Regions from separate parts of the Homo sapiens genome. Here regions 2 and 3 are each linked to region 1. Evidence: chromatin contacts called from ENCODE Hi-C or POLR2A ChIA-PET data. All regions are on one chromosome and are shown on one strand. Each heading gives the region's core, a stretch centred on a gene start or an enhancer-like site at or near the end of the contact. The rest is flanking DNA. Distances are from core to core; before and after follow the strand shown. Region 1 overlaps AUH (AU RNA binding methylglutaconyl-CoA hydratase). Region 2 overlaps LINC02937 (long intergenic non-protein coding RNA 2937). Region 3 overlaps LOC100129316 (a long non-coding RNA gene).

What was found. Hi-C counts contacts between places; a loop is a spot of excess contacts on that map. ChIA-PET counts read pairs that join two places held with the same protein, here RNA polymerase II (POLR2A). Pooled maps may share reads with other maps.
Region 2: a loop to region 1 is called in a pooled map, with 8 times the contacts of the local background. The contact joins two enhancer-like sites. A Hi-C loop is called at or near these places in 2 of 168 maps with a recorded cell type or tissue (naive thymus-derived CD4-positive, alpha-beta T cell and natural killer cell) and 7 of 50 pooled maps. POLR2A ChIA-PET finds 5 or more read pairs at or near these places in 4 of 52 experiments (AG04450, activated CD4-positive, alpha-beta memory T cell and activated naive CD4-positive, alpha-beta T cell).
Region 3: a loop to region 1 is called in a pooled map, with 4 times the contacts of the local background. The contact joins two enhancer-like sites. A Hi-C loop is called at or near these places in 4 of 168 maps with a recorded cell type or tissue (K562, MCF 10A, mammary epithelial cell and 1 more), 5 of 37 single-sample maps with no recorded cell type and 9 of 50 pooled maps. POLR2A ChIA-PET finds 5 or more read pairs at or near these places in 3 of 52 experiments (activated CD4-positive, alpha-beta memory T cell, activated naive CD4-positive, alpha-beta T cell and common myeloid progenitor, CD34-positive).

Annotation. Positions count from the first base shown.
Region 1 is chr9:91,245,179-91,249,646 of GRCh38, reverse strand. All of the region lies in intron 6 of AUH (AU RNA binding methylglutaconyl-CoA hydratase), which reads left to right. Among named protein-coding and RNA genes, the nearest start is that of LINC02937, 84 kb to the right of the region's middle. Within about 2 kb of position 2,729, at least 3 of the 41 ENCODE cell types and tissues checked have a DNase peak (open chromatin) inside an H3K27ac peak, as active enhancers do.
Region 2 is chr9:91,098,753-91,103,074 of GRCh38, reverse strand. LINC02937 (long intergenic non-protein coding RNA 2937) reads left to right here. Exons shown (of 6, transcript NR_184105.1): 4 at 409-1,406. Among named protein-coding and RNA genes, the nearest start is that of LINC00484, 18 kb to the left of the region's middle. Within about 2 kb of position 2,839, at least 21 of the 41 ENCODE cell types and tissues checked have a DNase peak (open chromatin) inside an H3K27ac peak, as active enhancers do.
Region 3 is chr9:91,068,812-91,073,128 of GRCh38, reverse strand. It overlaps LOC100129316 (a long non-coding RNA gene), which reads left to right. Exons shown (of 4, transcript NR_033912.1): 2 at 3,502-3,672. Among named protein-coding and RNA genes, the nearest start is that of LINC00484, 48 kb to the left of the region's middle. RefSeq lists an enhancer at 1,327-2,232. Within about 2 kb of position 1,383, at least 6 of the 41 ENCODE cell types and tissues checked have a DNase peak (open chromatin) inside an H3K27ac peak, as active enhancers do.

The DNA.
Region 1 (4,468 bases), core at 1,480-3,979:
TGGTCTTTAAGTGTACTTTTACCTGCTGTATTCATAGTCATGAGCAAAGGTACAGAAGATATTTGAGTATTAAGTATGCTTTGAAAGTATCTCTTATATTGCTGATCTTATGTCGGTGTTACCAAAAAAAAACTACCGAACAAACAACTTTTGTGTAATTAGCTCAAAGAATAGCCACAAGGGTGAGGTTACAGGAAAAGAGGGCTTTATAAGATGATGTGTGAGATATTGTTTCTTTGGTATGTCACAGAGCCATGTGGGTCCAGTGTTCCCCAAACCCCCTCTTACAGAACTCCAGGTCAGTGTTCAGAAATATTGTGTTCTTTTTTTTTTTTTTTTTTTTTTTTTTTTTTTGAGACAGGTTCTCTGTCGCCCAGGCAAGAGTGCAGTGGTGCAATCATGGCTCACTGCAGCCTCAATCTCCCAGGCTCAGGTGATCCCCCCACCTTAGCCCCCCAAGTAGCTGGGACTACAAGTGTGCATCACCAGGCCTGGCTAATTTTTGTATTTTTTGTGGAGACAGGGTTGTGCCATGTTTCCTAGGCTTGTCTCGAACTCCTGGGCTCAAGTGATCTGCCCACCTTGGCCTCCCAGAGTGCTGGCATTACAGGTGTAAGCCACCGTGCCTGGCCCAGAAATGTTGTATTCTTTACTCATTTCTGTTTTTCATAATTTACATGGAGGTATCCACTGCAAACATAGAAGCCTAGTCACAGTATCACAGTGTTGACCGTGAGCCAAAAATGCCATTGTGCTAGCCTGCTAATAATAACAGTAAGTCCTCGCTTAACATCATCATTGGTTCTTGGAAACTGCAACTTTAAACAAAATGATGTACAGCGGCTCCTGAAATCACATCCTTTTGTTCATCCTTGTTCCTTTATAATGTTGTTGTGAGGGGAAATGGTTTTGTTACATGTTGTTTCGCTTGAAGTCCCAGTTTCCAGGAACCAACAATGTTATGTGAGGACTTACTGTACATATATAAGTGCATTTTGATATGAAACAGTGAGGACAAAAACTGGTATTATAAGCTTAAGATTTACGTACTAGTTATTTAAATTTCCGTGTCCCACCCCAGAGCTCATATATGTAATCTAGACCATATTCCCACTACCCCTGGGGGCACTCCCGCTTCCCACAGGCTTCCTTTGTATCACTCCTTTTAGGTTGTGCTTTCTTTGTCTAAAATCCAATATTGTTAGGAACTTATGCCCATATTTTTCTTCCTTATATTTCTAATAGTTGTAGGCATTTTTAGGAAAAAGTTATGTCCTTTATCTTGAGATGTTTTTGGTAGACTCCTTAGAGACAAAAATAACACATAATACAGAGTTGAACATTGAAAAATAAAGCCTCATGCAAAGGCAGTTAATCAAGGAAAGAACAGGCTTTTCAACTATTGGTTGTCCGTATGCAAAAGAATGAACTTCAATCCATAGTTCTCACAATATGTAAAAATTGATAAAAATGGATCACAGACTTAAAATGTAAAACCTAAAAACAGAAGTGCTTAGAACAAAGTTCAGGGAAAAATATCTTTCTCATTTTGGGTTAGAAATCTAAGGTTTCTTAGATGAGACACCAAGAACATGATCCACATGAGAAAAAAATAGAAATACTGGACTTACTGAAGTTAAGAATGTCTTTTGTCAGGACACTGTTAAGAGAATGGAAGTACGAGCTCCAGAATAGAAGAAGATATGTGTAAATCATATTTTTGATAAAGGACTTGTATCCAAAATTTGTAGAGAATTCTCTAAACTCAATAGTAAGAAAACAAAGCAACTTAGTTAAAACATGGTCAAGATATTTAAGCAGACACTTCACTAAAGAAAATGTAAGTATGGCAAATATGCACATAAAAAGATGCTCTACATCAGTAGTCTTTAGGGAAATACAAATTAAAACCACGATGAGACAATACTGAACACCTATAGAATGACTAAAATTAAAGACTAGTAAATGTTGGCAAGGATGTAGAACACTGGGAACTTTCACCAATGCTAGCATTATTGGTCACTAATTCAGAGAGAATACTAACAGTTTGGTGGCTGAAGGATTTTGGCCCTGGAGGACACAATGGGATTTGTTTTAAATTGGAGAATAGATTCCTTGTGCCAGAGCCCCATGTGTCAGGGAGGAGGGAGGGGGCAGGACAAGATGTGATCCAAGGAGATGGAGAGGCTGGGAATTGAGGTACTGTAGGCGTGCAGCTGTGAGAGTGAGAAAAATGGACCAGTGGGAGTGGGAGAGACAGGAGAGATGATCTGCATAAGAGTGTGACTGACTGAGGGGCGAGGCAGGGAAGGGGAATGGTGCTGTGGCAACCACCTTTATGGGGAGTGAGAGTTAGCTGCCCCCCTTACCCTCTTGCAGAGTAGCACTATCGGTTGAAGTTGATGGGTCTCTGCAGCAGTGTTTCTCTGTCCGGATGTAGACTCAGAAAAGGTTAAAAGGGTGATGCAGTGTACGGAGGAGAGTTTGCCAGCCATGTGCAGTGAGAGAGGAAAGAAGGCTTCACTGCAAAGAATGTGGCTGAGCTGTTGCAGCAGTGGGAGGAGGCTGTATGGAAGGGAATTGAGTGTGAGTAGGCTGAAGGATTGTCGGGGAAAGGAGGCAGGTAACAGAAGACTCAGCTGACTGTGGCTTAACAAGGCCTTGGGTATCTTTTTATAAGAAGTCTGGGAAGGCATTGCTGGCATGGCTCCGCTGCTGGCATGGCTCCGCTGCTTAGGCATGATGGGGACTACCAGACTTTCCAGCCTGCTGTTTTGCCATCCTCATCATGTGGCTTTTCAGCCATAGACTTGTCTTCTATTCCTAACTCTTGGATTTTGTGCTTTAGAAACAGCAGTTTTCCTTGTTAAATAGTCATTTATCCTTTATGCCTATTCTCTTAACGTTTATTTGCTTAGCTTCTAACTTCATTGTGTGCATATACCACCTTTAAACAAGTGTTTTGCCTTTGGCGTGATTTCTGACTTTAGCCTTATTCCTTCTAGCATGCTATTTCTAATTCATTTATTAGTTCTGTATTTATGTTATTTTGGTCCTCAGTGTTTCAGTTGCTCTGCAATCTTGTTTTTCATTTCAGCGTGTTCATTTGCCATCGCCTCTTTGAGTCTCATATATTGATTTTATGTCATCTCTAAATTATTTCATAGTAAGCACTTCTGGGAACTTTTCTTCAGTTATTAGTTAGGCTTTCTTAAATAAAAGACGGTGTCTTTAGGATGCCATGTGTGTGCCTTTGCTGTCCTCAGTAGGGGGCTTGTTTGGTTTGGTTTGCTTTGAGGAGTGGGGAGGCTGGCCTGTCTTGTCCAGTAACTATGCCATGTCTTTTGTTAATCTTCCACGTGGTTTTTTGTTTGTTTGTTTTTTTAGCATGAACCTCTGTCAGTATTCTTCTTCTTTTACACAGCGAGTGAGCTTTGGGTTGATTCTGGTTGAGGGCTCAGAATTGTTGTGGTGTTTCTTTTGCTTTTCCTCTTTGTCTGAGAGAATGGGAGGAGAGGAGGCAGGAATCACCCAGCAGGGCGGGAGGCCATGATTCAGCTTTGTAAATATCTTTTCCCAGGCTGCCTCCACCGAATCTGCTCATATCTGTTTCCTGTGAGACACACCCTTTGCTTAATATGGTTTCCCAGCTCAGGACAGGGGTCTGGCATTTTAGGACAGTAGGTCTCTGGTGTTTATGGGCCCTGCTCCTGTCCCCATCCCCGTCACATCTTGCCAGCTTTAGACAAGAAGGATGGGCACAGTCCATGAGTGTTTTTAGGGACAGCGCAGGGGTCAAAGGTGCACTCCCTCTAGAACACAGGGGAGGAGAGGGCCAGAGCAGGCTCCCCAGGCTTGCATCCTGGCTCCAGGCCCTACCTTAGGCCTCCGTTTTCTCATCTGTGTGGAGGAAGATGATAGTCCCTACATCCTGGGGTAGGTGGAAGGATTGAATGAGATAATGCCCATAAGTCACTTGGCACCCGTTTGCTTCTATCAGCAGATGTCAGCTCCAGTCATTGATGCTTCATAGACTTCTCACTCAGGCACTTCCTACTCAGTCATCTTGGTCCCACTGATCTTGTTTCATTTATTTTCACTTTTGCTTTACTTTTTACTCAACCCTTGCTTAATTGTTGGGGGTGATTAGTGATTAGGTGATTTTGATATTTTTCTTCTTTCTCCAGCTTTCCTCTTATCAGATAAAAACCAAAATGGCTGTCTTCTGTGGGACTCCCTGCTGAGAAGTGGGGCCTTGTTTCTCAAAAAGCGTTCTGATTTTAAAACTTTTCATTGGCTGCCATTGCACCCCTTTGTCTTCTCATGGGAAGAGGGTGTAATAGTCTCATACTTTTCACAGTTCTGCCCATTTGCCAACTCTGTGCCTGGGGTAGGCCATGCTTCCCCACGGGGCTCCTGGGGTGGGCCGTGGTTCCAGTTCCCACCTGCTGGGCCCACACTTGAAATC
Region 2 (4,322 bases), core at 1,590-4,089, 150 kb after region 1:
CATAGATCCCACCTCTTGAGAGAAGGTTAGCATCACACGATACAGAGAGCTTGTGGGATGGCTCATACCAACATCATTGTCTTTGGAAAATAAAATCAGCCAACATGACCTACAACACCATCCTGATACAATTTAAATGACATAGATGAAGGTGATTAATAATGACAGCATCATACTGGTGTAATGTACGTGCAGTAACTTACTGGCCTCAAGGATAGGCCTCTGGTTGAAGTGCCCACATGCCCGGGATACATCTCATCACCTAGGTGGATGATCTGAGCATCTACTGTGTGTAAAGATACACATGGCTGGGATTTTGAACATGAATAGACGTGACCCTTTGAATTAACCTTGAAAACAACTTGTGACTCTAATGAGGTTTTTTTGTTCCTATCTCCCATGACATAGGGCTCAACTCTAAGCTTTCAGAAAGCATCTCTTGAAAATAAAATCTTGGATGTTGTAGCAAGTGCTGTGTACATGCTCTTCAGCTCCTAGCCCCATCCTACTACTGTGAAAGTGCATGCCTGTAAACTGCCACCCTCCAGCATCTTTTTCTGGCCATTAGAGCCTGATTTTCCTGAAGATTCAGCAGGTTGGAATGCCAGAGAAGTAATGCCCTACCTGCACCCAGCAGTGTTCCACCAGTGGCTATGGGAGTGGCTCACACACTCCAGCTACCTTCCTTCATGGGACTGGAACCTGGAGTTCCCAAGAGGGATTAGGCTCTAGTTGTCCATGGGGCAGCTGTTTTACTGTCACCTTCCCTGTCCTGTCTCTCTTCCTGTCTCCACTCCCTACAGTGCTCCCAGAGATAACTTCCCAAATTTGCTGCCTGCCCTTGGATGTTATTTTAGGGTTGGCTTCTGAAGGAACATAAACGAAGACAGACAGATGTGCTGGGTAGCTATGTGTAAGATCACACTGAAACATAGCCAAGAACAAGGCACTCAGCCACTCCCAGGTTTAAAATCAAGTTTCCTACTTTGTCTCTCTGGTCTGAATCTGAGTGAAAGCCCAGGCTCCTGCGTCACCTGGGCCACCTAAGGATCTCCCTCCAGCCTCTGGGTGCTGAAGCTCCACCTGCCCTCACCACATCACAGGAAACCGCGAGCACATCCTCCTGCCTTCTCCAGCAGTCTCTTCAGTGAGCGCCTGCAGAACTGCATCTAGAGCACCGGGCCAATATTGTCACCTTCCCTGTCATGGCTTCCTTCCTGTCTCCACTCCCTACAGTACTCCTGAGAGCCGGGAGCACTCCCTGGAGCACTCCCTGATTCGTTTTATCTTCTGCACAACTGTTTGGCTGGAATAGGAAGCAAATGGCATGGAATTTGCATATGAAAAGCCATTCCCACCTGTGTCCTTGTGTCTGTAAGGATAGGAGGATCCAATCTTCTTATCTGGTAATTGGTCAACTGGGACTGAGGGTTAGTGGGAAACCTGTGTGCCCCTACAGGCAGGAGGGGGACGGGGTGACCCTCTCCGGTGGCTCTCAGTCTGCCAGTGTCCCTGGACTGTTTCCAAGCCCAGGGTTCATCTGGGACAACTGGGCAGGGGGCTATCGCTGCAGCCAGCCCCTTCCTGGGTGTACTGATGAATCAGGCTTCCCTGGGGCTCTGGGGAGGGTGATACCCCTTGCCCTCCCCTTCCAGAGCCTTGTGCACTCCAGGTGCTCACCCTGGAGCTGCCTCCCTCCAGTCTTCCAGACTCAGGCTTAGCTGCCTCTCAGCAGCATTTCCCTTTGCCCACAGAGGCCTCCTCTCCTCTCCCAGCTGAGTGTTCACCACTCTTTATTTTATTTTAAACTTTGTTTGGGTTAAAGTGTTTTCTTTCCTCCCTGACCGTTTTTCTCATCTTCTGCTGCCTTTTCCTTCCAGTTGCGGGTTCTTAGGTTCTGAGCCTGGGAAGCTCAACAGTCCATCTGGTGTTTGTAGATGGCCTCAGGGGACCTGACGCATGTCCACATGCCCTTTGGAGCTGAGGGGTGGATAGGACACCTGGGGGCACACAGTCCCCCACCCCGTGCTGCTGGGACAGGACACACTGACCCGAGGCCCCTTCCGGCTTCCTGTGTGGCTCCTGGCCTGGCCATGGGAGTTATGAAATCAGAACTGGTGACTGCCACATGCCTGGGGCCTCAGCCACAGCCAAAACCTAAACCAAATGAAGTCAAATCCCCACCTTAACCCATCTGGAAACAAAAACAGTCCCAAAGAAGAGAGAGACGTGAGCCATTTTGGACAGGTGTGTGATTCTGAAATTGAGGGAATGAGCAAGAAACAGAAATGCGCTCACCAGACCAGTTGCTGCATCCACTGGGCAGTCTGGAGCCGTGTGTGTGTGTGTGTGTGTGTGTGTGTGTGTGTGTGTGTGACGCTGACGAAGAGTTTTGAAACACTGAACTGACAGGGACTTAGAGGTGGAACTGTGTGACCAAATGCTTTTAAAAACGATTAAACTAACTTTACAGAATTCATCCTGAGGAGGGAGAAATGGGCCCTGTTGTAAGGCTCTGGATGTGGGAATTAAAATGCAGGTACTGGCTTGGCCCAAGAGCTGAATGCACTCTTAAGGAAACTGAATCTTTGCCACAGTCGGCAAGCTCAACAGCGATGATTAAACATTTAATCAGACACATGATACTTTGTTGTGTGTTCATTGTGGCTACAGGAAAGGGTGCTGTAACAGATCTTTAAATAGCAAACCCGCGGCTAAATTTCACTTCATCCATCAAAGGCTGCTGCTATGCAATGACCTAATTTTAGCAGCTTATCAATCCCCCAGTGCTTGTTAGTTGATGTAACTTTGATCCTCTGATGCTAGATGACTTTTGTGCTGAATATAGCTAGAATTTAATATGAATCACTTGGATGGCTGCCCAGCTGAGCTCAACTGTATGAGAGAGAGAGAGAGAGAGAGAGAGAGAGAGAGAGAGAGAGAAATAGAGGATTCGGGCTACCGAGGTGAATAATAATATACACATAGGCTTCCTTTTTTTTCTGGGGCAATCAACTCCATATCTCTAGGCATGTATTTCAAGCACAATACCCTTGGACTTTTGCTTTATTTCTCCCTCCTAAACAATGAGACTCTTCTCCCGGCAAACATACATAGGAGGTAATAATAAGCTGCTACTGCCAAGATCTGATGACAGTGTCAATAATTGCAAGACATTTTAAATGAATTTTTTCTAAGCAAATCATTGCCTTTTGCAGTGAGCGTTTATTTCTACATAGGAAGAGAGGAGCTGAGATGTTACGAAGGAGCAGAGAATATCTTTAACAGCCCTCCTCCTCTTTCATTTTCTAAATTATTAGATTGTGCTTTTTTGGCTTTCCTACTGTCTGGCTTCTCATCTGAATTTTGAGATTTCCTTCCATCCTTCTGGCTCTTTGGCAGAACCACCTGTGTCCCAGGCATCCTTCCTGGACGGATGTGGCTGTTGCCTCACTCTTCTCCATTTGCCCTCATTGACATTATTTCTACCCATAAAATAGGGTCCTGTGGTTTATGTTCTTCATTTTCTGAACCTGGCAGGAAAGCTTCCTAGACAGGAGGCCTGGGCAGACACTGAAACACACCGGACTCCTGGATGGGCCTGGCCCCGGACAGCTTGCTGGGGTCTTGCCCACCCTGTCACTCCACCACTTTCTCATCCAAGTTGGGAGAGTCTTTTCATTTCCTCTAATTTCTCCTTCCAGGATTTAACCACTGCCTGCTTAAAACCTCCTCCACTGCAGATTGGGGGTGGGGGGGTTGGGAGGAAATACAGCTTAATCTGACTTGGCCACTGGTTAGCAGCTTGGTAGAGGAGGAAACAGGACTCCCCATCTCAGGGAAGTCTGTGGATCTCAGGGTATTTCATCTCCCTGGGATTCCTGTGCTATTATCTAGGGTGTCCTTTGAAGAAGCTGTCATGGTACAGGAGGCCTTTTCAATGGATATAAGATGCCTTAAGATCCTGAGAAGAAAGATTCCTTTAAAAAGAGATAATAAGCTTCTGTAATAAAATGTCCCAAATGAAATTTACTTTAAATACACACACTGTTCAAACTAGCTTCTAGGTAGCTTGAGAAATGGCAGTGCCACAGCAGCGGTCCCCAACCTTTTTGGCGCCTGGGACCGGTTTTGTGGAAAACAGTTTTTCCATGGATGGGGGTAGGGGAAATGGTTTTGGGATGAAACTGTTCCACCTCAGATCATCAGGCATTAGTTAGATGATTCTCATAAGGAGTGCACAACCTAGATCCCGCTCATGCTCAGTTCACAGTAGGGTTTGTGCTCCTATGAAAATCTAATGCCACCACTGATCTGACAGG
Region 3 (4,317 bases), core at 134-2,633, 180 kb after region 1:
ATGTTTTAGCAGCAAGTGTATTCTCCTGGTTAGAAAACAAGAATCTCTTGCCCAGCTGGGCCTTGTCCAAACCCTAACATTTTCTTTAAACTTCTTTCAAAGCGCTGGGTTGCAGTCTGTGGTGTGGGACGTCCCTCATCCCAAAGCACTCTCCTGGCCCAGGGGAAGAGAAGATGGGAAGGGCTGCTCTCCTTCTGGTCCTCCTTTCTCCAAAGTCCCTCTCACCCTGCAGGGAGAGCTGGCCATACATGTCCTGCTGGGCTAGACCTCTGATTTTTTTTTTTTTTTTGAGACGGGGTTTCGCTCTTGTTGCCCAGGCCGGAGTACAATCAGGCAATCTCGGCTCACTGCAACCTCTGCCTCCCAAGTTCAAGTGATTCTCTTGCCTCAGCCTCCCAAGCAGCTGGGATTACAGGCATGCGCCACCATGCCCAGCTAATTTTGTATTTTTAGTAGAGACGGGGTTTCTCCCTGTTGGTCAGGCTGGTCTTGAACTCCCGACCTCAGGTGATCCACCCTGCTTGGCCTCCCAAAGTGCTGGGATTACAGGCGTGAGCCACCACGCCCGGCCGACCCCAGTGCTTTTTGGAGTCACGTGGGGCCTGTGCAATCAGAGGGCCTTTTGTGGGGAGTTATCTGTATACAATGGGCTTTCTCTTCAGGCATAATTTTAGCACATTTTAATAGGAAAATTCTGTCTGAAAGTATGCCAACTAAAAAAATCAGATTGTACAGAGTGGATAAAAATACCCTGGCTACTCAGCCAAATGCCAGCCCTCCTAGTCCTTATGGCTCCAGGGAGAGTCCCATTTGCTGGGCGCTGCCTCCTTTCCAGCACCAGGAGAGTGGGGGGGTCAAAGGCCGTTTGTCCTCTGACTGCCTTTTTCTGCAGGCAAACTAAAAGTGACCTGAGTGCTCGGCCAGGGGCATGTGGAAGGGACTGGGAGTAGCCCTTGGCCACCGAGGTCCAGTGGAAGGGAAGGCTGGCCACGCTGCTGCAAGGTGTCCCAGACTCAGCCTGAGTGTCAGGCCCCTCTCCTCCCTCACTCTCTCCCTCCCTCCCTCTGCTTCTCTTCTCTCCTCCCTGCTGCGAGGGACTTTTCCTCGATAAGGATGCTGGGATTTTGAACTTGGGATAGGGAGGTGAGCCGCTCTCTGAGCTCTGTGGAGTTGATCTCTGCATCTGCCTGTGTTCAAGGCTGTTTTCATTGACTGTCTCTGTGGTACCACGAGCCACAGGATGGGATCAGCTCTTTTGTTTTCATTCAGATTTCATGACTAATTTCTGCACTATCGATCACCCCCCACAAGCTGGTGACTCACTCTCTCATCAAGGAGGCCGGACCCCACATCCCTCTGCCTTTTCTGATCTGTTTACGCAGCACTGACAGAGGAGGTGAGAAATCCAATGAGCATTTTTCTTTCTGAGTCAATTGTCTGATGAAGCAAGAAGCTGGGAAGCAAGTGAACATCCTTTTCTCAAAGTCTGGAAAATGACAGGAGCTTGCCGTGCTGCGTTCCCTGGAAGTGCGAGTAGAGCAGGTGTCCTCCTATCTCATGGTAATCTCAGGCCGCTCTTGTCTGCAGAGGCCCAGGGAACTCTGAGCCAAGTGTCATGTGTCTGCAGACGCATCCGCAGCAAGGGACAGCTCAGATGCCAGCAGCTTCCGGTGTGCTCAAGGGTGCCGGCCAGGGCCAGAGGGGAGGCAGCTTCCCAGTGCTGGCCGTGACTTACAATTTATAACTCTGTGAGCAAGCCATGGGGTGGTGCCCCTGTTGGGGTCCCTGCCTCTCTGTCAGGGAGAGTTTGTCACCCTCATTCCCATAAGAGGGCCTCAGGCCTGACCACAAGATGGGTGTGGCAGTGCAGAGAGCATGTTGGCAACTCGGAAATGGGAGAGGTCAGGGTGAAATGTGACCGCAGAGGTGTAGGCCGCCCCTATTTGCAGCTTACCCTTGACTGAGATTTTTTTTTTTCTTGAGATAATGCCTAGCTCTGTTACCCAGGCTGGAGTGCACTGGCACAATCTCAGCTCACTGCAACCTCCGCCTCCCAGGTTCTAGCCATTCCCCTGCCTCAGCCTCCCGTGTAGCTGGGATTAGAGGCACCCACCACCATGCCCGGCTAATTTTTGTATTTTTAGTAGAAAAAGGGTTTTGCCATATTGACCAGGTTGGTCTTGAACTCCTGACATCAAATGATCCTCCCTCCTTGGCCTCTCAAAGTGCCGGGATTATAGGCGTGAGCCACCGCACCCAGCCTTTACTGAGATTTTTAAAGAGAATGCAGGCCGGGTGCGGTGGCTCACACCTGTAATCCTAGCACTTTGGGAGGCCAAGGTGGGCAGATTGCCTGAGCTCAGGAGTTCGAGACCAGCCTGGGCAACATGGTGAAACTCCGTCTCTACTAAAAAAAAAAAAAAAATAATAATAATAATTAGCTGGGCATGATGGCCTGTGCCTGTAGTCCCAGCTACTCCGGGGGCTGAGACAGGAGAACTTCTTGAACCTGGGAGGCGGAGGTTGCAGTGAGCTGAGACGGTGCCACTGCACTCCAGCCTGGCGACAGAGTGAGACTCTGTCTCAAAAATAAATAAATAAATAAATAAATATAGATAGAATGTGTTTGAAGTCCTTGTGATGAATTTAGGACAGTAAGCATGTTGATAGATCTGCCAGGCTACAGTTCAAATACTGTTGAGTTCCATGCAATAAACAGTTGAGCTGGTTCTCTCCAACCCTCCAGAGGAATAAAGCCATTACTTGATGCTGGGTTCTCACTGCCTGTGCCGTGCACCCCTCTGGCAGCGTGGTGAACCTTATGGATGCCTGATCAGAATGATGTTTCTAATATATGAAATAAATAAAATAAATGATATAGTTTGGATGTGTGCCCCCACCCACCCCTCAAATCTCATGTGGAATTTTCATCCCCAGTGTTGGAGGAGGGGCTTGGTGGAAGGTGATTGGATCATTGAGGTGGATTTCCCTCTTGCTGTTCTCATGATCGTGAGTGAGTTCTCATGAGATCTGGTTGTTTAAAAGCGCATAGCATCTCCTTCTCTCTCTCTTTTCCTCCTGCTCTGGCCATGTGACATGCCTGCTTCTTCTTTGCCTTCTGCCATGGTTATAAGTTTCCTGAGGCCTCCCCAGAAGCAGAAGCCTGTACAGCCTAAAGAACTGTAAGCCTATTAAGCCTCTTTTCTTTGTAAATTACAATCTCAGGTATTTCTTTATAGCAGCGTGAGAACAGACTAATACAATAAAACACATGGGATGGGTGTATTGTACTTTCTAAAGGTAGTGTGATGGTGTCCCCCAGGCCACATGCTTTTCTCTCATCTGAACTTGTCACTCCCCCACCAAGTCCATTTCTCTACCTCCTGGAATTCAGGAAGCCCTGAGAATCCCTGGACCAATAGAATATGGAGGGAGTGATGGTGTAGCAGCTCTGAATGTAGCTCTTGACCGTCCCAGCACCTCTTCCCTCTTTGTGAGAAGCAGGCTTGTGTAAGAAGCATGACCGCCTAAGACCACCACACTGTGGGAAGGCCAAGGCCCGTGTAATGAGGTACCATGTTCAGAGGAAGACCAAGGAGCACCAAGGAGGCAGCAGACTGAGTGGAGAGGAATATGCAGGGGATGCTGTGTAGTCAGAATCAAGCTTCCCAGGTGAGTCTCCCTCAATCTCCTGATCCACAAAACTGTCAGCAAAAGAAAGTGGTTGCTCTAGGCCATTAAATTTGTTTTTATTTTGTTTTCTTTTTGTTTGTTTGTTTGTTTTTGGAGGGGGTGCTGGTGTCACTCAGCAATAGAAAACCAGAGCACAGGATTATCAAGGAAATGAATTCTATTAAATTACAAGAGGTGATGGTTAATTTTATGTGTCAACTTGACTTGGCAATGGGGTGCCCAGATATGTGGTCAAACATTATTTTGGATGAGATTAACATTTGCATCAGTGGACTGAGGAAAGCAGGCTCTTCCTAATGTGGGTGGGCCTCAGCCAATCCATTCAAGGCCTGAATAAAATAAAAAGGCAGCCCTTCCCTTGATGAAAGGAAAATTCTTCCCATCTTATGGCCTTTGGTTTGGGACATTGTTTTTTTGTTTTTTTTTGAGAGGGAGTTTCACTCTTGTTGCCCAGGCTGGAGTGCAATGGCGTAATTTCGGCTCACTGCAACCTCCGCCTCCCAGGTTCATGCAATGGCACAATCTCGGCTCACTGCAACCTCTGCCTCCCAGGTTCAAGCAATTCTCCTGTCTCAGCCTCCTGACTAGCTGGGATTACAGGCATGCACCACCACACCTGGCTAA